Regions from separate parts of the Mus musculus genome. Here all the other regions are linked to region 2. Evidence: chromatin loops called from intact Hi-C (ENCODE). Cell type or tissue: heart. All regions are shown on one strand. Links, peaks and the distances in the headings refer to the core of each region. The heading gives the core; the rest is flanking DNA. Region 1 holds the start of Gm46567 (predicted gene, 46567). Region 2 has its middle 79 kb from the start of Gm46567. Region 3 overlaps Atp13a3 (ATPase type 13A3).

Evidence for each region. A loop is a pair of places that touch in the nucleus more often than their neighbours do. Peaks named below come from ENCODE experiments on the same cell type or tissue, not always from the same donor. Only the 100,000 strongest peaks of a DNase experiment are listed, where the experiment ranks them.
Region 1: a loop joins it to region 2, with 4 times the contacts of the local background. A loop is called at or near these places in 17 of 42 quality-filtered maps.
Region 3: it touches region 2 in a loop (2.1-fold over the local background); 5 of 42 quality-filtered maps call a loop at or near these places.

What each region holds. Positions count from the first base shown.
Region 1 is chr16:29,809,989-29,820,293 of GRCm38, forward strand. It overlaps Gm46567 (predicted gene, 46567), which reads left to right and starts at 3,562. Exons shown (of 1, transcript NR_164311.1): 1 at 3,562-5,045. In heart, for the core only: a CTCF peak has its summit at 4,254 (motif pointing left); DNase peaks (open chromatin) are centred at 4,193 and 7,043; H3K4me3 peaks cover 1,326 bases; H3K27ac peaks cover 3,256 bases; H3K27me3 peaks cover 1,622 bases.
Region 2 is chr16:29,729,429-29,739,733 of GRCm38, forward strand. No RefSeq gene overlaps it. Among named protein-coding and RNA genes, the nearest start is that of Gm46567, 79 kb to the right of the region's middle. In heart, for the core only: a CTCF peak has its summit at 5,061; DNase peaks (open chromatin) are centred at 5,123, 5,673, 6,033, 6,293 and 1 weaker place; H3K4me3 peaks cover 1,015 bases; H3K27ac peaks cover 1,848 bases; H3K27me3 peaks cover 2,117 bases.
Region 3 is chr16:30,310,141-30,320,445 of GRCm38, forward strand. It overlaps Atp13a3 (ATPase type 13A3), which reads right to left. Exons shown (of 34, transcript NM_001128096.1): 34 at 2,283-5,761. The coding sequence ends at 5,564. Gp5 (glycoprotein 5 (platelet)) reads right to left here and starts at 641. Exons shown (of 2, transcript NM_008148.4): 1 at 615-641. In heart, for the core only: a CTCF peak has its summit at 4,304 (motif pointing left); no DNase peak of the experiment used is centred there; H3K27me3 peaks cover 908 bases.

The DNA.
Region 1 (10,305 bases), core at 2,316-7,315, 80 kb after region 2:
CTAAGTCCCCACCATTTAAATGAAGAGCTACTTGATGATGAGGTCTTTCAGAGTGGCCACTTCACTTAAGTTTAAAGAATTGTATTGTTTTTATTTTATGTGCCCAGGTGTTTAGCTGAATGTTATGTCTGCGTACCACATGCTTATCTGGAGGCCAGAAAGTATCCAATCTGCCTAGGACTGAAGTCACAGACTGTTTTAAACCAGTATGTGGGTGCTGACAATCAAACCTGGGACTTCTACAAGAGCAACCAATGCTTTAAACCACTATGCCATCTCTCCAGCCCATGGTGGCCACTTTAAGAAAATCCAGAATAAAGGTACTTTGCCTAAGCTACAGCGGATAGAAACTGAGGTTCTTACAACTCATCGCAGACTCATTCTGACAATCACAACCACTTTGGTCTTGTAGACTCATGTGACTCTCTATATCTAAGTCCCATACCTACACACTTCATTATATCCTATCTGAACAACCTGTCCCACAGCCATATTTCTTAGTCCTGAATTCTCCAGTGTTTCTTTCTCTTCAAGCCATCTTGTTAGAAGAGTAGGACCCGTATAACACTTCCTGGCCAGTGATTGATCCAGGAGTGGACTCGTGACTTTGGGTTACAGTCTGAACCCAGTTAATATTTTCCTTCCCAAAGTTCCTATTCCAGTAAGAGGCTAGAACTTGGAGACAAGATGCAAGGGCTTCCTCTGACTATCAATTTGTTGAGTAACTATTCTAACAAATCTTAAACATCAATGTCTACAAGAAGCTCTCCAGCACAGGGATGTAACATCACGGATCCAAGAACGGTGATTGTGTTGGCTATTTCCCAGCAGCCTCACCAGGTTTATTGGGATGCTTCTGCTTGCTAATGGCTTCTGGGGCCTGAGATGCTGAAGATGGTCTCAGGGTTGGTCGGAGGGCCTGGAGATGCTGAGATGCACCCCCTTCGGAACCTTCTACTTGCGTTTTTGTTTTGTTCCAAGAGACACAGGAACAATAATTTCATGCCACTCAGTCTGTGCCAGCTTGTGACTGCAGCTAGAACTGACTGGGACAAAGAGGCATGTGAAGGAGTCAGTGGAGGATTGTTTTAAGAAGGGAGCCCTAGAGCAAAAGAGGCTGAAAGCAGACAGGCTGGACTGAATGGGTATCTCTGCTCTGTTCCTCAGTGGCCAGCAGAGGAAATTCTAGGGACCACAGGATGAGAAATAGGGAAGAGAAAAAAGATGATGGAGCTTGTGGATTCAGAGGTTAGACGCACAGGTATCCTATCAAATGATGTGATGGCAGAAGAGGCCCTGGTCATCAGTTAAGGTAGGTTGTGGCTGAGCCTGCAGTATCGTGCACTGGTTTTACCTCCCTGGTGGATCATTTCCTTCTGCCTGCAATTCTGTACTTGTTCCTTCTCAAACCCTTCTTTGAATTCCTTACAGCCCTTGCCATCTTGTCAGTTCTGTCTGTGATAGCAAATTACTACAGACTGGCTGGTATGAGAAACTACGTTTCAATCTTTTCGAAGCCAGAGGTCTGAAATCAGGGCATGTGGTCTGTGTGGGGTTCTGGTGTGTGTTTACCTGGTTCTAGAGCGGTGGTCCTCAGCCTTTCTAATGCTGCGGCCCTTTAATGCAGTTCCTCATGTTGTGCTGACCTCCAACCATAAAATTATTTTGTTGCTACTTCATAACTGTAAGTTTGCTACTGTTAGGAGTCCTAGTGTAAATATCTGATATGTACGTGATCCCTGTGAAGGGCCACAGCTTGATGACTGCTGCTCTAGAGAGACTGCAGGTCTGTGGTATCCTTATTAGAAGGAAGAAGGGGAGAACATTGCCTGAAGGCTCTCAACTCAGAGCATTAATCCTGTTCACGAGGCCTTTACCCGTGTGACCTAATTGCCTTCCACAGGCCCCATTGCCTAATACCATTACATTGATGCTTAGGACTTCAACCTATGAATCATGGGGTGGGGAGACACAAAGATTCATTTTATCACCCCCTAACACACACCCGTTATCAATTTAACCAGCAAAGATGCTCAAATTTACACTCCCTATGGGAGGGTTACTCACAGCAACATGTAAGGTCAATTAATTGCCCCAGACACTTGGTAACACCCAAAGAAAGGGCCTTAAAGGAACTTCCAGGAATTTCAAGTTTATAAACCGTGTTTGCTCTGATCGTCTCTGTCAACTCAAAAAGTCAAAAGGGTTAATATCATCTAGCCAAAGGCAGCAGCCATACCCATACAATGAAAGGCTGTGACCATATGGTGTCACACTTCCCTTGTCACAGCACCTGTCTCTCAGAGCTTTCCTCACAGTCACTCTGTCTTCAGAGGACTCTTGTCCACCCCTCAAGGTCCCTTCTACAAGCTTCTTTGTGGTCTTCTCTGACCTCACAGAGAACAGACCTCACCTTTATCTTGGCCCCGGCTTCCATGATGTTTCTATCATGTTGATCACATACTTCTTCCTTGGTCAAGTTTGAGTGCTCCTGGTGGCAAGAACCACGTGTCATGTCGCTTTGTATTGCCTAATATTCACTAAAAATCTCAGGATTCATTGAACTATGGAAACCTTATGTTCTTTATGTTTTTGGTTACTTGGCTAGTTTTGTTTTTGTTTTCAAGACACGGTTTCCATATGTAGTCCTGAAACTTGCTCTGTAGACCAGGCTGTCATGGACCTCATAGATCTTCCCGCCTCTGCCTCTCGCGTGTTGGGAATAAAGACTTGAGCCACCATGCTCAGCTTGATGACCATCTTAAAATCTGGGAAGAAGAGTTCCACACCCATGCAATCATCCCCAGTGAGCACACTTGGGAAGGCTCTGCAAACTTTAAACACTGGTGGCAATTGGGCACAGGAGTGGGGAGGAGCGATGCTCTCTGTACCCACTATGTGTTATCAGAACTGAGCTGGCACAAGGGGAAGGCAGAATGAGCCTTGTTATATCGTGCTTGGTTTTGTTTCCATATTCCTCTAGAATCTTGATAGATCCGCACGCTGGCTTTGGCCCTAGATCTTGATACCAACGGTGTTTCCTTTGGTCTTGGTGGGTCCTTCCTCGCTGAGAGCAAGCATCTCCCAAGTGCACTGCAGCCTGCACCTGGGAGCCCAGACAAACTCTTTGCACAACCAAAGAGTTACTCTGGTTCCTTGGGATTCCAATAGGGTTTATCGAACACCACCCAGGGCTAGTCAGTAGTCAGTGAAATGGCCTTTCCCAAGTCTTTCATTTAACCAGTCTCTTGCTTGCTCACTCTCTTGCTCACTCACTCATGTGCTATTTCAGCCTACCGCTTGCCTTTGTATAAAGGAAGAGTCATAGCACGACCCTGGATAACTATCCAGGCTGCCGCAAGGCTCTGTAAATATTCTTTCTCAGAGGAGTGCACAAAAGTAGCATTCAACCAGACTCTAAGGAGCAGCTTCCGGCTGAAGGCCAGGTGTCCTTCAGGAGGATGGGATGGGCTTTCCTTGCTGAGAACAGCTTGTGAAAATGCTGCGGTGATGTACAAGTTGCTTAGAGTGTCTCTGTGGCAAAGGAAACTGCGCATGGGCAGAGATGAAACCAGGGCAGGCACCGGAAAGAGGGGGACTTGGGAGCCCACTGTTAACAGATGCTGGGGAAGACTATCTCCCGGCTCCCAGGCAGGCCATCGCTCACTGGATCCACTGCTCTGCCTGGTATCCAGGCATCATCACCTTGGCAAGTTGCTGGATGCAGATGGCTTGCAGACATGTCCCCTGCACAGCCTTTTTGGCAGCTGCTGATGGGACTCTAGAGCTGGGACTAGAGATCCCCCAGATCGCGCAGCAAGCCGTGCGAGCCCTTCCCTGCCGTGGTTAATTTTCACTTTTCCACAAGGACGCGCCCTCGGAGGAGACCAGCCGCGGAGCAGCGCCTGCTGGGGACCACATGCCTCCCCAAGGGCGGGTGCTCTGCTTTGAGCCCTGAAGAAGCCAGGCTGCGAGCATGTCGCCACCGCAGCCGATCCAGATGCCGCGGGCCTCCGGGAGGCTGTGCGCGTGGGCCGGCCTCGCGTGCCGGGAGCCCCCTGCCCACATGAAAGCGCGCGGCGGCTTCCCGGGGCGCCCGCACCGCCAGCGCCAAAGCCGCGCCCCCGCCCGCAGCCACGCGCTGGAGCGGGGCGCACAAAGGAAATGGCAAGGGCGTGAGTCACCAGGAGGCTCGGCGCTCCCCCGCCCTCCCCGGGCTGCAGACCCACAAGGAGACCTTTGTGCCGCCCTCTGGAGGACAACCGGCACCCGCTGCGGGGAGGCAGGCATTTCAGGGCGCCGAGTAATGCTGGGGAGACAGGAGGAGGCTCTACAAGAGGAGGGAGCGACTTTTGTGACCCACAAGTCTGCAACGCCTGCGCCCAGATCACCCTGTGCGCAGGCTCAGAGAAGCTAGTCATCTTGCCCCCTCCCACAGACCCACCTTGACTTTGTTTTGCCGGGTTGTCTTCTTACCATGGTGTGAGAGACTTACTTTTCCTGTGCCGTTCCGAATTGAGATTGAGAGGTGCTAAAACTATGTTCCATAGTGGATGGAGGGTTGGACGGAATAAGTCATTTGTACAGATTGAACTATTAGGAGCTCGTCCAGTGTCTCCAGTTTTCAAGCAAAAGAAATGTAAGCTCAGAGGGACATACTCTTCCTGGCTTGGTGTATTTTTACTGTGTGGCCTTTGGGTGGTTCAGGGAACACCCCTCGGCCTGACTGACAAGAAAGGTTAGGTTAGTGGAAACCTGCAAGCACAGATAGGTAACACCCCAGGGTACTCACTAGGACCCATAAAAGAAATCAGAGGAGCAGCAGCCAGGGCTCCAAGCATTAGGACAGGTCACAATTACAGGCATGAGAGGGAGGTAAGCGTAAGCTTTTGTTGGCCATGAATGTTTAATCTACTTGGCCCCAGGAAGGGATTGTTCCAGACAAAGGTGATTGGGAAGTCTGGGTCCTCTAGGACACAGTGTTGGTAACTGACTGGTCATGGGCCATGTGACAGAAACTTAATAAAAGCCTACAGACCCAGGTACTCTTTGGGGACCTTGAAGGCCTCAGCATCTCAGCACCACATCCCACCCACTCACTCCCAGAGCCCGCTTTCAGTTACTGAGAAACTAGGGTGCCAAATGATCTGAGGTTTTCTACCTGTGAAAAGACAGTGCTTTGCCACATTCAGGAGCGCGTGCACGCACGAGCACACACACACATATACAAACCATCTATAAACCTCCTTCCCATGGGGAAGACAATGACCTGCCACCACCCACTAAGATTCCTACAGAATGGACTCACAATGTGCACAGACTAGGCTCTGAAGTCTCTCTTTCTGCAATTCTTGTGCTGATTGCCCTCCAATGCTCCAAGTTAAACAGCAGGCTACTGTGCAGACAAGCTGGTACAGCACACACTGGAGCCCACGCTCAGGATGTACCATTGGGAGTCAGACGGTGCAGATGCCATCCATCTGAGGCCAGGCATCCCCTGCCTCTGGTGTTGGTTAATTTCCCAACAGAAGACAGCTTTGACTTAAGGATGGCTGTCACCCTCAAAGCTTACTAAGTTATTCAGAGTTTAAAGATGAGGAATCCAGGGGGACAATCTACACCCAAAGCCAGTGGCTGAGCAGTCGTGCCTCGATTCCAACCCACTCGATCAGCTGTGCCCCTGCCTGGACACTATTCACAATAAGGGGAAAGGCTAGCAACTGCATAGAGGGCTTGCTGGAAGAGGAGCAAAGTGCTTGACATTTGACATGCATCTTCCTGTAATCCCCACAGCAACACTGTGAGATTGTTCTGACCCACATTTACACTCACAGGTGAGGGTTACGATGCAATCCACAAGGAAACATGCCCATGCGAGGTCATGTGGTTACTGAATACAGGAGCTGGCATTCCGAGCAGTGTGCCTGCCTCTCTGAGTTTCTAACCATGCCCCTCCTGGGCTGAGCAAAGCAAGATATGTCCGGTAATTAAACCCTGCTTCTTGTGGTTCTTCTGCCCTAGAGAAGAACAACTCTCTAATTGGGAAAGGGCACAGCAAATGCACTGTCAGGTTACCAGAGTTTTCCAGAGTCTTGGCCTTGACTTTGGCAGTTAAGGGATCAGTTTCCGGGAGAGGAACAGGTTCGGGCAGTCTGATTTAGAATGACTCAGTCTGCAAGGACTGCGCCAAACTCAATGAATTGATTCACCTGTGAGATAATTCTGCCCAGAAAGATTGTAGCTAAGAGCACTGGCTTTGGAGTAGGAGGCAGCTGTGTTTGAACTTCTCTTCCTCATGGCCCAGCTCTGTGACCCCAGACATCTTAGTCACTCTTTCCCACTTACCTTCGGACACTGAATAATGACATCTCCTGTGATGTCTGAGCCTTAAATAGAATGCTGTACATGAAATGGCTAGTGGAGTGGTTGGAGCTTAGTGCTTGCCCAACACATGGCAATTCTTACAATCTTTGTTAAGAATTGTGTTTGGAAACTAGGTTTGGCCATTGGATAAGATCTCTTCTGACCAGTAGGTAGTCCCTTCCCCCCTTCACTCACTCACACACACACACACACACACACACACACACACACACACACACACATCTCGCTCAGAAGGATACTGGAAGCCCTCAATTCAATGGAGGGGCCATAACTGTACTAGTGGCACCCACGCCTTTCCATGTCACCCCAAAGCATTTCCATTCAAATGTCTAATGCTGTTTCTGGACTCAGAGCTCTGTCTTCCCCTGGACAGAGCGGCTCAGAGCAACACTGACCAGCCCTGACCTCTCTGCTAACTTCCTGTGGTAAACTCCGGTTCTCCCTGTGAGGCCCTGGTCACATAGACCTTCGCCTGTGAGACTATATCATCTGCCCAGGGACTGACCACATGCCAACCAGGCATCAGCACATCTAGCCTAAGGAGTCCCAGCCATGAGAAACACAGCTGGTTTCTCTTTCTGAGGTTGAAGTCTATTGGGACAAAAAGCAGGCACAGAAGCCAACCCAAGTCATTCCAGCTCCTGCCAATTGTCAGGAGGAATAAAAGCATGATGTGACAGAGAGCCCTGGAGGGAGAAGTGACTAGAAAAGGCCTCTCTGAGGAGGTAGCATTTAGCCTGAGGCCTGAAGGACAAGGGGGAGCCAGCCCTGCCAAGATCTGGGAACACGGGGTTCCTGGCATAAGGAGCAGCTTTTCCCTTCGGAGGAGGGAAAGAACTCGATGTGTTTCTCATGATCCGACCAGGATGGAGCAGATGGTGGAAGAGTGGGGGAGGAAGAACCGTGGCTGTCAGAGGCAGCCTCCCTCCTCTGTGCACCGTTCGCCCAGCTGGATGTTTGATGTGAGAATCAGACTCCTTGACATTTATTGAACACCTACTCTGTGCGGAGCGCTGTGCGGGCGCTTTCTGTCTTCCTCCTTATTAAATCCTCCATCTTCCAACCACCTCTCTGTTTATGCAATGGCTCCATGGATGCCCTTGTCCTAGGTGCTATCATTAGCTCTCTGTGGGGGTCTGGATCTCTCTGCCCATCCCCCACTCCAACTAGTCCCTAAGCTCCAATTGTCAGGCTCCTTGGTATCTCAGCACATCAAACTAAAATGGTGTGGTCATGCGGAGGCTGAGGCTGTTCCTCACTCTGTTGCCTGCCGGTGGATCCTAACCGGGATACCTTGTCTGGCCTCAGTGGGAGAGATGGTGCCTAGTCTGACAGGGATTTGATATGTCAAGATGGATTGGTACCCAGGGTGAGTCCGTGTCCCCCCCCCCCCCCCCCCCCGTCTTAGAGGAGAAGGGGAGAGGGAGTAGAGGAGGGGCTATGTGAGGGGGAACTAGAAGGAGAGGGGGGCTGTGATCGGGATGTAAAGTGAATACATAAATTAATGGCAAAAGAGTAAATGTTCAAAGGAAACAAATGTCCTTTAGGAAAACGTGTTAAATAATGCCCCAGTTACACACACACACACACACACACACACACACACAGGTACTGTCCTGCTTGCTAAGTTCCAGACAATATGCACATTCCTTGTCTTGGGCAGCTTTAGGAGTAGGAGAAGATAAGAACAGAAATGGATGCTTTTCAGATTAAGTTTGTAGACTCACACTGGGCTGCCATGGTTGATTCGGTACCTTCATGAGTGTGGTATAGGCTGACAAGTTTTTGGTGTTACACACAGTGGTCAATCTAACCCTTTATGTGTTAGTATCTACTATAGAGGGTAAGAATCATCCCAGGCTGTCCTCCAGTGGAACAAGGTGGTCTGGACAAGCCATGTAGCCTGCTTAGAACTGGAATGACCCATCTGTCCTACACCTCATCGTTAGGAACCTACCCTGAGCTCTATAGACCCTGCGATAGAAATCCTCTCACACGGAAAGATGGAGTCAGCGTCCTGTGCTCTTTAACTAAAGAACTGTAAGGTCGACTGTGTACAGGCTTTCACAGAAGTACCAGAAATATGTATATGGGAAGAAGGTGAACTTTGAACTCTAGTATGTAAGTAATAGAAGAGAAGAGGACCTCAAGTATGGTTTTCATCTTTTTTTTTTTTTTGAGCATACAATTATAAAAAATGTGAAAGAGAAAGAAAGAAAGAAAGAAAGAAAGAAAGAAAGAAAGAAAGAAAGGAAGGAAGGAAGGAAGGAAGGAAGGAAGGAAGGAAGGAAGAAAGAGAGAGAGAGAGAAGGAAAGAAAGAAAGAGAGAGAGAGAGAGAGAGAGAGAGAGAGAGAGAGAGAGAAAGGCTGAAGAAGGACTTGCAGCAATAATAGGGAGTGTGGCCAGATAAAGGTATTTGGAGACTGTGTGGGAGATTATGGATGTTAGGGCTCACAGCAGTTGGCTTTATTCACCAAGGGAGCAGGCCCTGAGGCTAATGAGAAGTACAGAAAGTGAGGGAGGTATGTGGGGTGAGGGTGCAGAGCAGGACTGTTGCTATGGAGATGATAATCAACATTTACCAACCCAAGACTCCAGAAGCCAGAGAGCACTGAGATGTCACAACACGTGGAAGAATACGGGCCTTGTGGTGGATAAGACTCCACTGTAATCTCTACCGTTGATTAGCTGTGTAACTTGGATCAAGGCACCTCGGTTTCTGACCCTGTTTCCTCAATTGCACAATGGGGATCACAATTTCTAAACCTCAAGCTGAAATCTGTAATAAGATGAGCAAACCCTCCTTTTACTGACTCTGAGAATCCAGGCCTTTCTCCAGGCGTTCCCTGTACGTGGTGCAAGGACTTCCTCCCTCCTCCTGTTAGCAAATGACCTTGGGCAGAGTTTGAAGGCCACGGGACACCCAAAGAAGCTATCCTTCTAAGGAAAATCATTGTCTAGTCTATAAATAATATGGCCATGTTGGGTGAGTGATGAACCTTGCTATTTTAGTTTGATTCCCAAATTTTCTAGCTCCTCTCATCAATTATTTAAAAAATAGTTTTCCTTTTCATAAACACTGCAATCTAAATCTACACCCTTACCAAAACAGGCAAACACTTAAGAAGAGCACATGTGAGTGTCCTACCCCCGGTTCCAGGCACTCTCCCCAGAGCTAATACTACTAAGAGTTTCTGCGAACTCTTCCACAATATATTATATACATAAACATATATGCATATCTTTACATTACACCTGGGCATGGACTAGTGGTGAATGCCTGTGGCCTGAAGCAGGAGGATCAAAAATTCAAGACTCCATAGTGAGTTTCCAGTCAACATGGGCTATCAAGGGAGGCCCTGTCTAAAAAAATGCAGAAATAGAGGGAAAACACTTAGATGGTTTTTTCTGCTGTGAGGAAGGCTTCATACAAGCATAAGGGTCTGTATCTCACTGAAAAAAAAAATCCTTTAAACACTCCTCTAAACTGACTTTGACAGTTAAACTGTCTCCCTTTGTTGAGCATGTATTGGCTTGCTCTCTTTTCCTTATTGGGGACAGTGCCCTGTTAAATACATTTATGTGTACTTCTGTGTAAGAAATAAAATTCCCAGGGGTGACTTTATCAAAAGCTTTGCACAGTTAAACTTTTGGCAGAGCCTGTCAAGTCGGTTTTGAAGGATCCCTGCAGCAAGACAGCAACTGGGGTCACCGACCTCCTCAGCGTCCGTACTGCAAACTTCAGGCAATCTAAAAGATGAAAAGCCAACCTGAGGGGGTGTCTTCATTTGCATCTATTTAGTTATTTGTACTCGCAAACATGTTATTATCTTTTGATGAGTAGATGTTCGCCTCTTTCTGAGACCGCTTGTTTAAAAGCCAAATTAGCAGCATTAGTGTATAGCCTAAATTCTACAGCA
Region 2 (10,305 bases), core at 2,714-7,713:
AGAGCTCCCAAATCCTGCCTGTCCCTATCACTCATCTGACAAAAATGTTAACCCATGGCAACCTCGGCTGCTGCTCAGCACCATCCCGGATTTTATGATTTGTGAATTATTAGTCGTTCAGATCCTTTTTTAGAAATAACTTTTTATCCTGAAAAATTCTAAGCAGATACAAGAGTATAAAGAATGATATAACAACCCACTTACGGGCTCACCAGCTCAGTAATTATGGTAATCAGTCTACCCCTCAGCCTTCTCTGGAATGTTTTATGGCAAATTCCCGACATCATGTCATCCCATCATCCCACACCAAACCACCTACGACTGTGCCCCCTCCCCACCCCCCGTGTGGTATTAAAGAGACCTTCACACCAGCCAACAAAGACTGTTTTTTCTTTACCATAACCATTGTCTAAAACCCATGGGGACTTTCTTAGTGTCATCCAGCCCCTCTGTTGCACACCGAGCCCTTCTGACATCTTCCACTGTCCCAGTGCAAAAGCGCATTTCACCACCCACATCCACCCCATCCCTGCTTGTCAGTGGCTACCTCCTGAGTGAGCATGGACTAGAAATCAGTTAACATGGAGTCCCCATGGGCCTAGAATACCACCCAAAGAGTCCCATGAAGGACTGTCATGCCCAGAAGACACTTTACTGATCATCCTGATTGTCGTCGCGGGTCTGGAAGTGTGACTTAAAAGACCTGTCCTTTCTCAGAAATAGATAAGAGTCTGATGCAGACAGACTGCATCTGCATGCCTCCTGGCTCGGGAGCTGCAGCCATAGGCAGGGAATGCAAACAATGTGGCCGTGCCAGTCCCAGAGAGGTCTGGGAATGCCTTCCTAATTGAGCTGCAGTCTGCCTGCAAGGGAGACAGGGACAGAGAGCAGTGAGGGCTGGAAGGGCCAAGAGGGAGGATGTCTGACACCTGTCTGAGTGCTTTGAACCCTGGTGAGCTTTGAGACCCCCAGGAGGCACCACCTCTGGTGGCCAGAGGAGAGAGGGGTAGGGATCTGTCCCTAAAGGGGTCAATCCCTGAGATGGTTTCTTCACTGGGGCTCGCGTTTGTTTTCATCCACGGGACCACCTTGAACCAATATACTTGCTGTGACAGGAAATGTGCATAGGAGAAGCTTGGGAAGTTCTGCAGTGTTTGCTGAGTGCTAGACGCCCCCACCCCACCGCAATCATGGGTGGTAAGGAGACTTATGTCTTTAACACGTAGGGCACACACACACATTCTACTTGGGCTTTCCTACTGTGCCTTCTGTGTTCCATAGCTGGTCTCTGGCTCTTCAGGCTCTTCAGGACTCCACAGGAACACATTTGATGCCTTCAGTGCTTTCTGACAAGCCCATCGTGACAGGTTCTGTGATACCCTCTGGTTGGTCCAAGACTGGAATCTATCAGCGTTTTCGATTGCTTTGCCTGAGGAGCATCCCATGCCAGCAGGCACCTGTGCACTTCAGCTTGTACTTGAAGAGGTAACACAAAGTTGTGACCCCTAGATCTGTACCACCCTTGGCTCCTGGGAGGGCTTTGGGTAGCAGGAGATGACCAGGCTGAGATCAAAGAATCAGAACCACCAGCTGTGTTGCTGACCTGCTTTTGAGATGATCCCCTCATGTCACAGCTAATATTCTCCAGCGCCTCGGAACCACTGACCCAGACATTACATTATAGTATTCTGTTTTTTATTACATTTGTAACTAAATTGTATTTATTATGTGTTTATTACAATGAAGGTAGATGAAGGGTATAAAGCAGGAACTTTTTTTCCAACCCCTTACCACCTTGTCCCAATAATGTACTGCTTACGGTACACTATGGAAGTGTGCTTTTCTGGGAACCCAGGGATATGTCTGTGTGTTGCCAGTCCCTCTCTCCTCTTCACAAATGTCAAAGCACTATGTCTTTACACACGCACATGCACACGCACACACACACACACCCATACCTTCAAGTTCATGGCAGGTTTAAATTTACCCCCTTCTTCACCATAAAGCCAAATAGAATAGTCTGAGCTAGAACCCCGTACTGTACACTCAGTATAAATGGAAACTTTGGGACAATTCTTATTAATAGTTAGTAAACCAATAATCATCACACATATGTTGAGAGATGGCTGCAAACCTATTCTTGATGGCTTTTCTCATGTATGTGTTCTAGGAAGTGAGGAGACCACCCACTGTTTGGGGTCGGTCGTATAGAACTCTCCCTTGGTAAAGAAAATAATGATCCAGGGGTAGAAACGAGTCATGCAAATTAATTGCTACCCATTTCAGCTACTCTGATATTGTGACTTGGAGACTTTAGAGTTGAACCTGGGGGAAAGCAAGGGCATGGCTGAATTTCCTCAGTGGTAATTTTAGTATCCACAGTCACGCTGGGAAGGCCCTATCAAAACGACACAGTCTCCGGGCAGTGGTGGCACACACCTTTAAACCCAGCACTTGGGAGGCAGGCAGATTTCTGAGTTCGAGGCCAGCCCCGTCTACAGAGTGAGTTCCAGGACAGCCAGGGCTACACAGAGAAACCCTGTCTCAAAAAAAACAAAAAACAAAACAAAACAACAACAACAACAAAGACACAGTCGTGAGCCTTGTCCCTCACTCCATCATGAAATGAAGATGGGACACACACCAGATTTTCTTTTTTCTTTCAGCTCCATTGGCTCAGAAGCAGTGCTAATGTAACCAGAGTTTAGGTTCTCAGGTGCTCCAAGGTATTAAATACTTAGCATTAAGTAGCATAAAAATAAATAGAAAAATGGTCAACCTGCAAAGTGCTAAACGTGATACTCTGTCTTTGCCTAAGTATATTATGAGAAATGAAAACAAACAAACAAACAAACCTGTCCTCTGAGGGAGGGGTTGTCTGTGGAGGCCAGGAGCCTAGGACCTTCCATGATATATGTTTAAGCACCAAATTAGAAAAGAAAAGAGAAGAAAAGAAAAGAAAAGAAAAGACCTCAAACATACATAGCTTCAATAACTCCATGATAAATGGTTCTTAATAAATTGGAGCTGGTTATTTCTGTCCCTAGTCTTGTCAAAGAAGAGGACTCTACTTTTAATCACATTCTGTTCCTGGAAATTCCATCCTAGGAAATGTTCTATTTGATTCTCCTAGTCTCCTGGAAGGGCAGCCAGCATGAAAGTCACAGGAAGGATAGAATAGGTATTTTGGGGGTGGGAGTGACATCAAACAAGAGTGGCAACAACTGGAGCATGATTAAAATCATCACCTTAGTAGGATACACAGTTTAGTAGGACATTTGGTCTAGTTGGCTTTCGAAGAATGAGGTGGTCGTTACAGCAGAGGTGACTCACTGAGCCCCATAGGGCAGTATTGAAGCATCACCAGGTTAGAAACCAGTTCCTTAAAATGGAGCTCACTGGGCTAGTCAAAGCTTTCCCCTCCCTTTACCTGGGCCCTTCTTTCGCCAGCACATCTTGTTCTAGAGTAAGGAATAACTATTACAGGCAAATTTTCTATTCCTCTGTTCTTCTCCCAACAGTCAGAGGAGCACCAAGTGCCCAGGACCAGGAGTTTAGCATCAACTGGCTCAAAACCAGGGACCAAATTAGAGATGAGTTTCCTCTCCAAATCTGAAGGGCCAGGGACACTCAGGAGCAGAGAGCCAGAGGCCAGTCATCAGGGGACTCACTGAGCCATGCCAATCTCAGCATTCCACAGTTTAAATACCATATTTAGACTTAAATGTTTGCTTTGTGAGCCAGGCTGGCCCAGGCTCCCAGCAGAACGAATGAAGAGATAGCAACAGACTTTGTTGGGAGTGGGGAAGTGAGGATATATCCAAATGTAGGGTGAGAGTCTTTCCCCTCATGTCCTCTGAGCGCTGTTGGTACTAGAACAAAGCCATTAGAATCTTTGAAAGGAGGCTGCTCTTTGGTCCCAGACCAGGTGGTGAACACTAGACAGGTATGCTGAGATCTGAGTGCAAACCTCCTGAGTGACCTGGGATGGTTTTCCTTAGGAAAAGGCCCAGAGGCCAGGCTCAGAATCACCTGCCTGCCATTAGCCTTGGAAGAGATCATCCCACAGATGCCATCTCTCCCCACCAACTTGGCAGTCTAGTCCTGTGTGAGAAGCTTAGGAGTTCTCTTGGATCAGATGAACTGCACACAACAGCTTTCTCTCTTCCTGCAGAGGGAAGCCAGTGACCCCCAAGAAAAGGACTGTGGCGTACCCCCTCACTCCTCTCCAGACACATAATAGCAGGCACAACAGTTTTCTTGATACTGCCCTTATATCTGCTCCTGTTTCTTAGGAAAAGAACTCAGGTCATTAGGAGAGGAGACAGGACTACATTTCCAGCCATTCTTGCGGCTAGAGTGGTCAATGAGATCCAAGCAGAAGTCCCAGGTGGTCTGTAAGGGGGCTGACTTATTGGATGGAGCACCATGGTGACCCTTGCATTTTGGCACGTTCTTTCTGGAAAGCACTGAGAAGGCAGGGGCTTACATGGTCATCGTAGTCCGTGAAGCAATAGAGCCAAGAGAAAGGCGTGCTCTAGGATGCTTGGCGATCCTGTGGACTGCAGCCTCTCTACAAATGTCTTCTTAGACATCTTTGCCAATTATGCCCCAATTTGGCAAAAGTCTCGGTGACTAGGATTTGGTTGGTCTAGGCCAAGCCGACTTCCCTACACATACTCAAAAGTGAGCCCCTGATGCCTGAAGACACACATGTGTCAGCTGTGGGCTAGGGGGTCAAGCTGATGCTAGGCTTAGCAAGGGCAAGATGATAAACAGCAAGCGTCTGTATTTGATAAACCGTGTCGCTTTACACATACCATGGACCCCTTGGGAAGCACTCAATCTATAGCCTGTTGGGGGAACTGACTAAATTAATTTAGTCTGTGCCTTAAAACAACAGTCTTAAAAGAAAGAAAAATTCACCTTAAATTAGGGATCAGTTTGAGCCTTCTGGCTCTGAGCTAGGAGCCAGAGATGCCCTGGAGGCTGGGGGAACAAGGGGGGAGGAGAGTGGCTTCTTGGGCAGCCTCTTTCAAGTGTCTCCATCTTTGGACCCATAGGGGGCACTAAGGAACTGTGGATTTTGTCTCCTTTCTGGCAGAGATTTGTGTTAAGACCTCAAGACCTTCAGTCATCCCTAGAGGAGCTGTGGGAGAGGGACAAGGGCTAGCTTGGAACAGCACTAGGTTCTAGTAGGTGGATTGAAGCCTCTCACCTCCCATCATGCTTAAAGATCTAAAATGTTAAAAAAAAAAATCTGATTCAAAAGTCCGAAGACAAAACCACTGACCCTTCAACCCACCACAGGGACAGCTGGACGCTTTCCTCCCGACCCCCATCTTAGACTAGGAAGAGGCCTGGGAGACCACTCATTTGGCAGCTGAACACAGGAGGCCCACAAGACTAAGTGATTAGCACAAAGTGAAGCCAGTCAGAAGCCGCTGCTCTGGGACAGTAATCTTCCTGCTCCAACTCCCAGTCTAGCGTTCTACACCCCCCCCCCGCACCCCCCTCCCCAGGCCCTCCACTGCCTGGGCCACATTTGTTTTCTTTTCCGGGCCCTGGGGGACTCTGGCAGGGCTGGGGGTCTGATGTGAACTGGAATCTGTTCAATTTCACCTCTCATTGCGCCTGCCAGCTTGCCAGCTCCGCTGACGGAGGCAATTAGAACCAGACATCCCACAAGGGCATTCCAGGAAGCTCTCTTAAAATTCCACAGCGGCTGGGGACTTGCCTTTTCCTGCAGGGATCATCTGGTGTGTAAATAGCAGCTAGTTGTGTAAGACAGGAGATGGGAGGATGGATCACGCGCATGCACAACACACACACACACACACACACACACACACCCACACACACACACACACACACACACACACACACACCTCCCAATACACATTCATCCAGACAGAGAAACATAAATAATCCCAGCAACCCTATTACTTTTAACCTCCTGAAGGGAGAAGTTAGGAATTTACAGGCCTCCCCGGGGAGCATCTAATTGCTTGCTTCCGGGGATGGCTGCTGTGTTTGCCTTGGACGGTGGGTGGCAGGGACGCTGAGGATCTAGGGCAAGACATCCCAGGCTCTCTTCTACCCCCTGCAGATGGCTATTCCCCCACTCTCTCCCCTGAGTTCTCAGGGGTAGGCTTATAGGGGTTGGAGGTCAGTTTAGCTAATACGGAGTCATATATATCTACCCGTGGTCTCGATGAAGCCACAAAGAGGAAATGGTAACGTGAAACTCCGACTCAGAAGTTGTCCGTTTCCTCTAAACCCACTTTAAACCCCAGCATTGGAAGCAAGGGCCCTGGGGCCTGGGGCCAACGGGAGCCCTGTTTCCCCAGCTTCCAGTTTCTCCCTTGTCACTTGAAACCTTGCTTTGGCCAACAATGTGCTACTGTGTAAGTAGACCCACAGAACCTTTTGTGGAAGGCACTGAGAAAGGGCTTAAAGGTATGGGGAAGACAGCTGGGGAAGTTATGTCTACTTCCTCTCACCCTGGGGGTGGGGGGTGCAGCTTCTCATAGGGACTTAGCCAAGGCTAGAGGGAATGTCCTTCTGTCGTGTCTACATTCCCCGAACTGTAGGGCCCATCTCTGTTCCTCAGCCTGGGGTGCTGTCATCACCAGAACACAGCCCCTCCCAGCCCCTCCTCTAACACTGGATATTGGCGTAAATATCATCTCTGAGTAGGAACAAAACAATTCCTAAGAACTAAACCAGCGTTTGATTACCACGAGGTTTAACAGACAAGCCGACCAACCCAAACAGCCTTTACAAATATGTCCTGGGTTTGGGGATGAAGTGGTGACTAATCACCAACCCATGGGTTTAGGGGTGTTTTCCTTTTGAAACAGGGTCTTCACTGTGTGTCCCAGACTGAATCTTCCTTCCCATCTCACACTCCCAATGCTGGGGTCACAGATGTGCCACCAACCCTGGCTCCCGATCCTGCATTCCGTGACATGTTACTGATTGAGTTTTCCTCGCTGCTTTCCGTTTTCCAGTGATCCGTATTTCATGACATCTCTTAGGTCTCTGTCTGTGTTCCAGATGCAGCTGGAATCACCAGACCGGCACTCAGGGCGGGGGAGGGAAGGGTGAGGATTCATTGAGCCAACTGGCTGGTGGTTTTCGTGTTGGGAAGGGAAAAATTGATTTATCTGCTCACTCGACTCCAAAGACTTAACTAATGTTGAGTATTGTGTAGGGCATCGAGGAGAGGGTGAAGGAGGAGAGGGACATAAGACTTCATCACGAGGAATTCAAACTTAAGGGCTGGTGTGTGCCTCTAACTAACTCTAATATAGAGACCAAGTCCTACAAGGGAAGGAGAGATGTCTTGAGGTCAGGGCAGAGGAACTCACTTCTGCTGACAGTGAGCAAGGAAGGGTTGCTGGAGGCAGTGACACTGGATCTCTGAATTGGTCTCTGCCATGCAGAGATGGGTGAAAGGACAATTCAGTGTGGAGTGACAACAGGGGAGAGAGAGCGAGGGTTGGTTAGGTGACCACAGAGGGTCACATCGGTTGGTCACACTGATTGGAGTCAGAAAGAGGAGATTGAGCATCAGGCTTGGAGAATCTGTTTTGACTTCTTTCTGAGTGGACAACACAGGGGCACATCCACCCTTGGGAAAGGTTGGCAGCAGAATGTGCAGGGTGGACAAACATGACATCCTAAAGCATGGGACAGGGTCATGGAGTTGGCCTTTCTGCTCTATTATCTAGAGCTCTGTCATGTGAATGTCATTCTTACTCCTTCAGCATGAATCTGCATGCTCTCAGAGAGAACTGTAGTGTCCTGGGTTTGAATGGGTCTGAATCAACAGCGATCCTCAGTAGGACAGAGACCACGTACCCTTCTGAAGCTGGGTGCCCTTCGAAGTCAATCAGCTTTGTTGCTGTTCGACAATATTTGTTTTTAGTTTTATATTTATGTGTGTCTCTGTGTGTATATATGTGTGTCCATGGAGACCAGAAGATGGTACTAAACCCCTTAAGCTGGAGTTGCCAGAGTCTGTGAGCCACCTGATGTGGGTGCTCCAACCAAAGCTAGATTCTCTGGAAAGCATCCAGTGCACTGCAACTGAGTCAGCTCTCCATCTCAGCTTTCTGCTTTTACTTATGTAATTAAAATATGTACCTAGGTATACGTAATAGCAATTAATGAAAAAAGAGGGCATAGGGGCTGGAGAGATGGCTCAGTGGTGAAGAGCACTGACTACTCTTCCAGAGGTCCTGAGTTCAATTCCCAGCACACACATGGTGGCTCACAACCATCTGTAATGGGATTTGATGCCCTCCACTGGTATGTCTCAAGAGAGTGTACTCACATACATAAAATAAATAAATAAATGTGTGTGTGTGTGTGTGTGTGTGTGTGTTTTTTTAAAGAGGGCATAAATTTGAAGGAGAGCCAGGAGGATTTGAAGGGAGGGAAAAGAAGGGGGAGATGATGTAATTGTATTAGAATCTCAAAAAATAAAAGAAATATTTTCTTTAGAAAATTGAAAGGATAAACTTGAAAAGATTGTTAAAACAAACAAACAAACAAAACAAAACAAAACAAACAAACAAAAATAACAAAACAAGATGAAAACCAAAGAGGTTCATAGAAACCGTCATCAATCCAACATCTAGACCAGTGGTTTTCAACCTTCCTAATGCTTTAATATGGTTCCTCATGACATGGTGACCCCCAACCATGACATTATTTTTCCTGCGACTTCATAACTGTAATTTTGCTACTGTGATGAATCATAATGTAAATTATCGGTCTTAGGTAACCTCTGCAAAAGGTTCATTTGACTCCCTAAGGGGTCGCGACCCACAGGTTGAGAACCTCTGGCCTCGATGGTGGTTCTATGTCCCCCTTGCTGCTCCTCTAGTGGGTGGTTATTTATCAAACCTCTCCAGTGATGAGAGCTCACTTCCTCATGACGTAGTGCAGGTACAGGAGAGGCCTCACCGAGAGAACGGGATAGACTCTCTCCCGTAGGTACAAACTGCACCCCCCACTCCTGCCCATTTGTGCTCATTAACACTGAGCATTTGAAGGGAAACCCCCTCTTTCTAGAGCTTGTGAGTGTCCCAGATTCCTAAGGTCAAGAGCTGTTAAAAGTGCTTACTGCTCATGCAGAAGACCAGTTCATTCCCAACACTCACACTGCCTATAGTTCCAGTTCCAGGGTCCTTATACCTCTTCTGACCCCTGCTGGCTCCTACACACACACACACACACACACACACACACACACACACACACACACACACACACATAGCCCACATAATTTCATACAGGTCCAGACATACTCACATACACATAGATAACAAAATAAATACATAGTGATATGATTGGTTTGAGGACCACCGTTCAGCTTCCAAAGCATTGTCAAGGGCTTTATTCTTCTCCTGCTCACCAACCTGGTGTGAACAACTTTGTATTTTGTGTGTCAGGAAGCACGCTCCCTACAAAGGCTTGCCCCAGGTTAAGTACCCAGTTAAGGTCAAAGGCAGGCTCCTTGTCCCATTTCTTCTGATGTCAAATCCTGGACTTCTAAGTAAACTAGGGAACGAGGGTGTCCTAGTTAGGGTTTCTATTGATGAAATGAAATGACCAAAAGGCATTATTCCAGCTCGCACTTCTGCATCGTATGTAGTCTGTCTTTGAAGGATCGGGGTAGAAACTCAGCCTGAATCTGTAGGCGGGTACTGATGCAAAGGCCATGGAGAATGGACACTTCTGACTTACTCCCTCTCAGCGTACCTAACCTGCTTTCTTATAGCACTCAGGACCGCCATCCCAGGGATGGTACCACCCACACCAAGGGCTGAGCCCTCGCACATCAATCACTAGTTTTAAAAAATGCCCTACAGACTTGCCTACAGGCAGATCATACGGAGGCATTTTCTTGAGAATCTTCTTCCCAAAAGAACACTAGATGGTATCAAGTTGAGGTGAAACTAGCCAAGTTAGAGGAAGGGGTCTGTCCCTAGGTACCAGCCTTGGGGTAGTGTTTATCTTTGTTTTAAGAAGTGCATTATGGGTAAACAATTAGTTTAATCAAAAGGATGTGTACGAATGCACTTGGGCACAAACATGAGTCCAAGGGGGATATCTCAGATTAAGCAGAAACACATAACTAGCAGGTTTTTTTTTTCTTCCTTGTTTCTCTATTAGAAGTATACCCATCTCCACCTCAGAGAGGTTGCTGCAAAATGGGGAAACTTGAATGCTCATGACCTTGCTAGTTTAGCAATGCTGTGTGCCAGTAGGGTAAGGTGATCACAGGCCTTG
Region 3 (10,305 bases), core at 1,355-6,354, 580 kb after region 2:
ATACCTTAAAATCGTTACAGAACGAATTAAAATTGCTACGGTCTTTTTCAGAGAATAGAAAGCAACGCCTCCTGGGACTGGCTGTGTCACTGACTTTAACAAGTTAAGCAGGGAGCTTTATCCCCAACAGTCAGCAAGAGAACCGCAGCAAGGCCCACTTCCACTAGATTCAATTTCTTACATATTTTCAAAGTACCAACACCCCACAACTCATTACACCGTTTTGTAACTCCCGGCCCGGAGCCCAGTGGTGCAGGTGATAATGCCCATTGCTTTATGCCATGCTTTTCTGAACTTTGCACTGTTACAGTAACACGAGTGCAGTAGGCTGGTCGCTCCAGTGTACATGAGGTTAATTTAAGTGTCACATAAGTAGCATTTGAAGATGTTTTTCTGACTCACACATTTAAATAATGAGCTACTGTTTGCTTATACACCAAGCTGCTTAATAAAACTACTCTGGGCATTGAGTTACCCAGGAAGCACACAGTAATACTAGTTTACTCTGTTTCCCAAGTAAAAATTTGTACTGTTTCTTGTACCAGGTCTCCTTCTGCCCCTATACAGACTGAGCCTCTAACTGCATACACTAATTTAAGAATATTTGGCCTTACCTGAAGCAGTTCTGCACCCTGGACTGACTGAAAGGCTTGCAGCTCTGCTTGTGACTTGGCACTTCAGAGAGGAAGAGGGAAGTATTCTTGCATCCTCAAGATAAAGACCTTACCAGATAAAAAGTCAAGAAAAAGACTATCTCCATAGGGCATATTCTAGGTTTTAATGACAAGAGCTTTCAAACTTTCAGAGTCCATAGTTAAAAGTCCTTTTGTAAAAGCTAGAGAGTAGAGGGCCTAAGTTTTCCCAGAAATAGCAGGCTGTCATTACATGGGCCACACTTTTGGTTTTTTTCCATGCTACATTGCACTAACTCATTCCTGTGCAGGAGTATGTGGGTGCATGTGGCAGTGCCTCACTTGTGGGTGTCAGAAAACTTTAGGCAATTGGTTCTCACCTTCCTCCACGTAGGTTCCCAAGGACTCACACCATGTCTTGGGAGGTATCTTTACCTGATGAGCCATCTCTTTTGCTCAACATTTTATTTCTTAAATAAGGCCAATGAATTCTCAAATGCCCGCCCCCAATGGTTGGTCTAGCCATTGTCAAACATGTTCAGTAATAGCATTGCTCAAGGGTTCGTGTTCAGTTTAACTTAATGTCAAACTGCCTACCACCGTGGTTGTATTGCCACAGTGCCACACTGTGTGTAAGAACTCCTGGTCTTCACGTCTCTGACCTGGACTTCAATCCTGGTCATTCAGATTGTTTCCATGATGCCTATTCCTTAGGCTTAGGCTCAGCCCAAAGAGCAAAATGGCATACCAATCTACCAACCTATGGTCTCAATATGCTTTATAACGTTGCATTTCTGTATAATGACAAACTTGATGTCTTTCTTTACAGTGAAGGGCCACCTGTTCTTCAGCTTCTGAGAAACTCGAGTTCCCCTTTTATGTCTATTTTTCTCTCAACAACTTGGCTATGTATATGTAGCTCATGCTAGCTTCAAATTTACAATCTTCTGGCCTTAGTGTCCTAGAGTTTGGGAATCACAAAGAATGCATCACAATGTCCAGCTGTGCTCATTTTTCCTATATGTAACTATAACATAGACATTCTTTATAAGTGCTATTATCTATTGGTTGTCAAGTCACAGATTATCAAGTAGATCCCTCCAAGGGGGAATACCCACCAATTCCTTTAAATGCTCTCACGCTGTTTCCCTTAGCATTCAGATCCAGGGGTACAGATCTCTTTGTATGTACCTAAGAGGCAGAGTTACGTTAAATATGCTTCTATCACTATTTTCCACTTTTCACCCACTTTAAGAACAAGATCCAGAGCCTGGGGAGATAGCTAGATAAGCAAAATGCTTGCCTTGTAAGCATGAAGACTCATTCAATCCCTGGAACTTCACAAGGGGAGCTAAGCACAGTAGGCAGAGGGATCCCTGGACCTTACTTCAAAAAGTCTGGCTGGCTCTGGTTTTCACCAAGCAGCAACCCCAGAGTCCCCAACTGCCATTCTGCTTGCAGTGTGCACCAGCCAGCCAGCTCTTCCCCCAACCAGTCCATCAAACTAAATAGCCAAGCTGCCTTCCTCTCAACCAGCCTCCCAGGCAAAAACAACGAAACCCCATCTACAGTGAAACTGTTTCTGAGAGAGCTAGCTGTAGCCACATAATCAAACAAGTGTGTAAGGATCCAGGAAAAAATATTGACATATTTAATTCATTAAAATTTTTTATTTTGAATAGCTTTAATCAAAAAGGATTTCATATGGTATTTACAATGCTGAATGTACAATTATGAATATCTACCTTTTTGACAAAAGGGTACCATTCTTGAGCAGCAATACAATTTTAAAAATATAAAGATGTGTCATTTCTGATATATAAAGTTACTTAAAAAAAATCCACGGTCTCAGGGAATTCACAAATTATAACAGGAAGTAACTTTTATTAATTTCATGTGCACATAATTACCAAATTGTAATACATTAAAAATACATGTAAATGCCCAGACTGTACAAAAGTTAATTCCCTATTTTGTTAAAAGTTCCCAGTAGCCTCCCACCATAAATATACAAAACCCTTTTAATTGATACAACAAAACTGCATGCATGAGATATTAGATGTTCTCTAAAGCTTGAAGTTGATCTTCACTGGATATGAATTTTTGCTGCTTTTGGAAAAAAATATATATGAAAGAAACACATTATTTACCATGCCTTTGAAACTGTGCAGTACTTTCATCAACATGGGAAACAAAATGAAGTATAAAAACAAGAAGAGGTTTGCTTAAATGGAAAGCGTTTGAATCTCAGGCTTGTTGGCGCCACACTCGCCCAAGCACTGTCTGCAGCATTCCCTTACAGCAGTTGGTGCTACAAGATAGAAACCGGTTACCATTATTTATTTATATGTAAGGGAGGAAAACAAACAACTTTAAACAACCCTGAGGGAGACCCACATTAAAAAATCTTATTTATTTAAAAAGTTAAAAAGCTACATATCATTATTTAACAATTACTTTACCAGACATTTCTGTCCTTTAAGTATGTGCATAAATAAAATTTAAATCAGCAATATTATCAATCTTAATACATCAAAATAATATATGTACAGATTTTAAAATTTAGGTCTGTATATATTCAAATAATTTAATGTAAAATTCAGAACCAAAATTACTATGTAATGATGACTTACAGAAGACTCAGTCTACCTATGGCACTAAGCAGGACCCATGTCTGCATTCACAGACATTCTTCGAACAATATTCTCAACTGGAATAACCTATCTTATCTATGTTCAAATCTAACTTCGTACAAATGCTTTCTCTCACCTACATAAAACCTTGTTCCTTTGCAAACAATATGGACAGATGAGATATAAACCCTTATCAACTCTAAATGTTAAAATGAACTGTCAAAATAGCCTTTATGATCATGCTCTTAAAGATGTTAAGTACAACTGATATTGGGTTTCTAAGCTGTAGTTAGCAATTAATCATGTTTCAGTATTTAAACCAAAGAATAAGAGTTAACAATTCAGAAAATGATTGAATAACATTAACATTATTTGAAATGAACATAGAAAGTATAAAACAATAGATAATAAGTAACCATAGAAAATAGTGCTAATTCACAGCTCAAGAGGTCTAAGATGCATAGCTTCATAGAATCATTCACGGGACAATTGTTCTTATTATCTAACATGTAATAATATACATTTTGTTGGAAAAAGTCAATTATGTATTTCCTAGGAATCACTAGTGGCAACAGCAGTAATAGTGATCCTGAGACACATTTACTTTTTCTACAATTACCAAACATCATTCGGGTATTTCCAACATAAAAAATAAATAAATAGGGGGGGGGGGAGGTTTCAAAAATCTGGTTAACATTTGGTAAACTTTTAAGTATGTACTAGGGAACTAATGATCAACCAGAGTGGAAAGCATACACTTGTAGTTAGCTAATAAAGAACACAGAATAATGTTACACTGTTTCGCTAATTCAGGGTTCATTTTATAGCAATGCTAAACTGAAGGCACTGCCAAACTGCCAGGTCCTACCTAGGAAAGCATTGTGAAAGTTCCTTGAGAACTGAACAGAATCAGATAAAACACAAATGTGTAAATGCTTTCTTCATTCCTTTTGGCTAAATAAATGTATATATTTTCTTAATTTTCTCAAGCTCACTTGTTACAAAATAGGTATGTGATGATCTCTGGTGCCACCTAATGGCACAAGACAAGCTCTACAAGTTCATATTGCTTTGTAAAAGTAATTCAAATTCCATGTTCATTATTCTTTTAAGCCCCATTATTCAAAGGAGAGACATAGCAAGGTTAAGGTCAAACTCAAAACAAAAACAGCATCATTCCATTCCTTTAGGTAGGAGGAAGGGATGGAGAGAGGGAAGGAGGGAGAGTAGGAGTGGGAGGGAGAATATGAAATATTTAAAATCATATAAGTCCCAAAAGAAAAAAAACAAATAGGTTTGAAGAGGTATGAATGGGATCTACTGCCAAGAGACATAACCCCGATCCTTCTCTGCTTGTGTATTCTGAGACAGGCTTTTACTATCTATTCCAGGACTAAACAATTCTCCTGCCTCAGCCTCCTGTGCAGGACTAGGGGCCTTTACTTATCATGCCTGGCTGCTCAGAAATAAACCTTTTTTTGGGGGTGGCGGGGGGGGGGGGGGTTCAAGACAGGGTTTCTCTGTATAGCCCAGGCTGTCCTGGAATTTAGAAATCCGCCTGCCCCTGCCTCCCTCCCGAATGCTGGGATTAAAGGCGTGCACCACCACCACACCCGGCTGAAATAAACCTTTCTAGTGAGAGTTCTTTGCTTAACTAGACTGCAGTATGGGAGCCATGGAATACTATGAAGGATATCTCAGACAGCAAGCAGTGGAGCGCCTTACTGTCTAGAAAGTGACACCCAGGCAGGAGATACAGAGAATATAAAACCAGAAATGGAAATTACCTGAGTTGCTCTATCAACAACACACAAACTCACTCCTAACTCCAGGTCATAAAAGAAAACTGGTGTATGTTTAACGTAGAGTTCTTTGGGAGAAAACACTGGATCAAAACAGGCTTTCAACCTATTTTCACTGGAGGCTAATCACAATTAACTATATTTTTAATAATCACAATTTTGGGGCCTATATGTAAAAGAACTTTCTAATAAGGGGATTTATGAAAAGTAAATTTAAAGAGGCAAACGTGTCAAAAGCTAAAATCTATAAAACCCAAACACAGATCTCTCATACCCAATATAAAGTATATATCATATTTAGGTTACTGGATGAAGAAATAGCCAGATTTATAGTTAATAATCGTACAGCAAATGACATTTTACTGCTTTGTATTTTAATGAACTGCCATATTATGAGAGGGATATAAACTGAACTAGTGCCATTCTGACACAGCGTCAGAAAAGCTCAACAGTGCATGCTGCTGAGCACTGCTACTAGCACAGAGAGCAGCCTTTGTTATGCTATGGTGATAATCTGACATGATCCATTCTCCTTTACTACAGCTTTGGCTTCCGTCGTTGTCTGAGGTTTAGGCGGCCACTCAGGATCAAAGCGGAGCTCCTGTGCTAAGTACATGTACTTTGCTTTTGGAGTTTTCTTTCTACAGCTCAGGGCCCAGGACAAACAGCATTTTCCCCACCGATCCACTGACTCCTAGGAAAGGAAAAACACCAGAGTAAGGGCTTTTTTGGTTAAAGCATGCATTGTGCACAGAACAATATGAAATAACTTCTAAATACAACAAATAACTAGGAAAAACTTCATGCAAAAAAGCCAGCTTTCAATTTAGGAACAGATTACTTTTAAAGAGGATTTTTTTCCCCCAGCTCCTTTAGTTTTGTGCATGTGTCTTGTGTACTGATATACTCTCTAACAGAAAATACTGAGAAGATATTTTTAGTATTTAATTTGGAAATCCTCCTACTCTATCTCAAATTACTCTTAGATTACCCATACCCACCGGTCACTTTAATAAGAGGGCAGTGAAAGATGTCATTGTTACTGCGAATATCACTTTCAAAACACAAAGCATGAAGCAAACACCTTAAGGTGAAGATCAGGATCTCACTGTCACATTTGGGGAGGGTGGGTGGGGAGGATCACATCTTTGAAAACCACAGCTTTGGCCAGGAATGGTGCTCCATACTTCACCTCTGAAAACAGCTCATAAATTATTTTGGCTATTACTTCTCCCAAGTAAAATTTTGACCCAGCCCATACTACACTCTAACCTGGATAGGAGCAATTGTACAAAATGAAGGTACAGCATACCAGATGAGCATTCTAATTATGAACATCCAAAGTACCTACGGCTAAGGAAGGCAAATGTGTTACAACGTATACTTGAAACACAATTCTTAATTGGCCAACAGGAGCCTGGCATGTGTAGCATCTGCAATCCTAGCACTGGGGAGTCCAAGGCAGGACATTGTGAAGTTCACCACCAGACTGAGCTAAACAGCAAGCATTGGGCCAATTTAAGCTACAAAGTGAAAGTTCTGCCTCATACAGCTGATCCATCGATCAATTAAGGCAAAGAGTAGGCAATAGAAAGGACCAAAAGTACTTCAAAATGAAAGCTCTGAAAACTAAATCCCCCAAGGACCTTCTCTCATTTCAGTAAGACAGCCATCAGTAACTCTGCCCCTCTTCTTCAGTTTGTAGATAGAACACTGCACTGCATTGCTCCCAAGGATTTAAAGGCAAAATGGTAGTCACAGATAAGCTGAATTACAATCTTGGGGAAACTAGAAGATTTAAAGATTATTCTCCAAGTAACCTCTATTATCATCACAATGAAGGCTTTTAGATATGCACGATGGAATGTGCCTGTAATAACTAATACTCAGGAGAGGCAAGAAGAGCTTCACAAGTTTGAGGCTAGCCTAGTTTACAAAGTGAGTTCAAAGTCAGCAGTGTTATACAGTGAGATCCTACATTAAAAAAAAAAAAAAAAAGAAAGGAAATCGAAGTAGGGGTGGGGGTGGACTTGGGGGAGTGCAGCTGTGCTATTATTCTTTTTAAAAAAGAATCCACAGCAAAGCTAGCAGTTTCCTTCCGAGTGTGCTTGCACCACAACAATCAGTTACTGCATTGTACTCCTTTCCTGTGCTTCAAGTCTTCAGTCCAATTGTGGAAAAGATCATTGTTCCTAAATATGAAAGCTGTCACTTTCATTTACAGTAGCACTGCTAAAGCGTCAGAGAAACACATCATGCTTGTCTGTGCAGATGAATCTTTTGAGTGGAGATGATATACAACAGGCAGAAAACCAAAAGTAATGGGATAAGACATAGACACACACATTCCCCCTCTAAATTCACTGTTCTATACCCCCTGGAAGCTAAGGCAAGCAATATAATTAAAGCTAATCACAAATGGCATTATAACTGCACAGCATTCTTCCAACATTTGTGGGTATGTGTGTACTTTTCACATCTGTTTAAAACAATGTATATTCATTATACGTTAAGTCACAAGTAACACCTGAGATCCCCCTACTCCACCATAGTTAGAAACATGTTTGTTCTTTATCTCCATACAAAAAGATACACTATATATAGGTTGGTGACACTACACATAAATGTACCACACACATCTCCCCCCAAAATACCACAGTTCACTGGAAGAGAAAACTAAAGGCTACAGGTATGACAAAGTGAGAAATCGGGAGAGGAAAGCAAGGGGAGAGAGTCAGTCACTGTGCAACACTACGGCTATTTAGTCACAGGGCTTAGAATGAACACTGGGATCTCCCCAGAGCAAAGTTTCAGTCCCCGAAGCAGAAGAACACTGGATTCCTAGACTTAATTAATTTGGAATGGTTAGTGTAGCCAAACAGAATTCCTGAGACCCTTGTCTCACAGGTCAGCAGAGAACCATACAGAATGTTCATAAAGATCTTGCTTCTGAGACATTCCTAGTTGTACATTCTAATGGCCAGCTTTTCACAACCAGCAGTTGTTTAGGAAACATTTTCATGCATTGCATGTATTGTGGTTTTCATAAATCTTCCAGATCAACTCTAAATATAAAGCAAATACAACCCAAATTAGTATTCTATATGAGTAAGTTGAAACAGTATTTTCATATAGATTTTCAAGCTGCAAAATGGCTACAGTTCACAGATTTTCACAAATGAGGTATATACTCAACAGGGTAATAGTGCACAGCAAAATTCTCGTTCTCCCATGACTTCCCAATTAAGCCACCTAGAATTAGTGTGGAGCCTAGATTGCAGCCTATAGCTCTGAAATCTTCAAGCCAAATCAATGGTCCCCATGAGTACGGTAAGGAAAAGAAGAAAGGGGTGTTCTCTCCCAACACTAACACAGTGATTGGGGAGCTGTAGTCTGAGCTCTCCTGGGCCTCTCTAGAGCTGAGGAACACTGACGTGGCAGTGCAGAGGAAGGACTGCAGCAGTCAGCACTACACGTGCCCTGGGTAAGGCTCCCAGCAGCTGTCTGCCCTTGCTTCTTCCCTTCCCCTGGAGTTTCTACTTCAGGATGGGAGACACACTGGGCTATAAAATTCTTTGGCAGGGATTGTTGTCTGTGTACATTTATTTAGCAACACCAGTGGCCTCTACCTATTCCGTGTCAAAACCTGATACCTAAAATTGTCTCTAGACACTGCCAAGTGGTCCTTGCTGGAGGATGGGAGGGAGAGGAAAAGGAAGGGAGCTAGAGAGAGTTGCCACTGAAAGAGAAGCAAGCATTACACTCAGAAGAATCTGATGGAAAAGGAAAACTAATCTCTCTAAAATTAGAACTCTTTTCTAAAAGTAGAGCTCCAAAAAATGCTTTCTTAAAACCACAGACTGGGCTGGAGAGATGGCTCAGAGGTTAAGAGCACGGACTGCTCTTCTGGAGGTCCTGAGTTCAATTCCCAACAACCACATGGTGGCTCACAACCATCTATAATGAGATCTGGTACCCTCTTCTGGCCTGCAGACATACATGCAGGCAGAATGCTGTATAAATAAATAAATACATCTTAAAAACAAACAAACAAACAAACCCAAACACCACAGAACTGAGGCCAAAATTCTCATTTACTTAGTGGTTTCCAGAACAGACCAGTCTGTGGGACATGCCAATTCTAAATGCTATGGACTATTTCCCATAGCATAGTGTTCATTTCCTCCCATGAACACTTTTAGAGACAGAAGTTCACATGAAATAAAAACTTTTATAATAAACAAATAAATAAATAAATAAAAATTAAGAACCAAGCCGAGCTCTGGTGGCGCACGCCTTTAATCCCAGCACCCGGGAGGCAGAGGCAGGCGGATTTCTGAGTTCGAGGCCAGCCTGGTCTACAGAGTGAGTTCCAGGACAGCCAGGGCTACACAGAGAAACCCTGTCTCGAAAAACCAAAAATAAATAAATAAATGAATGAATGAATGAATGAATGAGAACCAATACCTAGACTTTTTAAGAAAAGATGCATTAGTAAAGAACATGTATGTTTTTGCCATTTTATTGTGGTTGAAAAATTGGGAATTTCCTTGAGCTGAGTGTGGTGGTGCATGCTTTTAATCCCAGCATTTAGGAGACAGGCAGACAGATTTCTGACTTTGAGGCCAGCCTGGTCTACAGAGTGAGTTCTAGGACAACCAGAGCTGTTATCCAGAGAAATCCTGTCTCAAAAATCAAAAACAAACAAACAAAAAAGAAACAAAAAAAAAAAATCTGGGTATTTCTAACTCAAATACTTTATAGGGAACTTAAAAGACCTATTTGACTAAATAAGCAAATAAACACCTCTTTAAAACACACCTGCACTGGGAGTTAGAGATCTTCTTGGAGAATGTAAAAATTCAGTATGTTTCCCTAGGCTATGCCTTTCCAATCAATACTAGTATTTCACATGAGAAGAATGACCTGAACCAATGTGACCTTCTGCAATAATGAAGTCACCTAAAGAAAATACAGCTATTTGGTCACAGAGGAGATCTAGCTGAAGGACCTCGGCCCCAGTTCTTTCTGGTCTTGCCCACAACTAACTAGTAACATACAGGCATCACACCGCTTTGAGGAAAAAGAAATTGGAACTGACTTCAGGCTCATGCTTATCAATGCATGCCACTATTACTCTACCATAGAGCAGAGCACAAAATGGCACTGTATATCCTATACAGCAAGTCTGGCATGAAACATGGATCTTAGGCCATTATCAACACAAAACCCAGGATT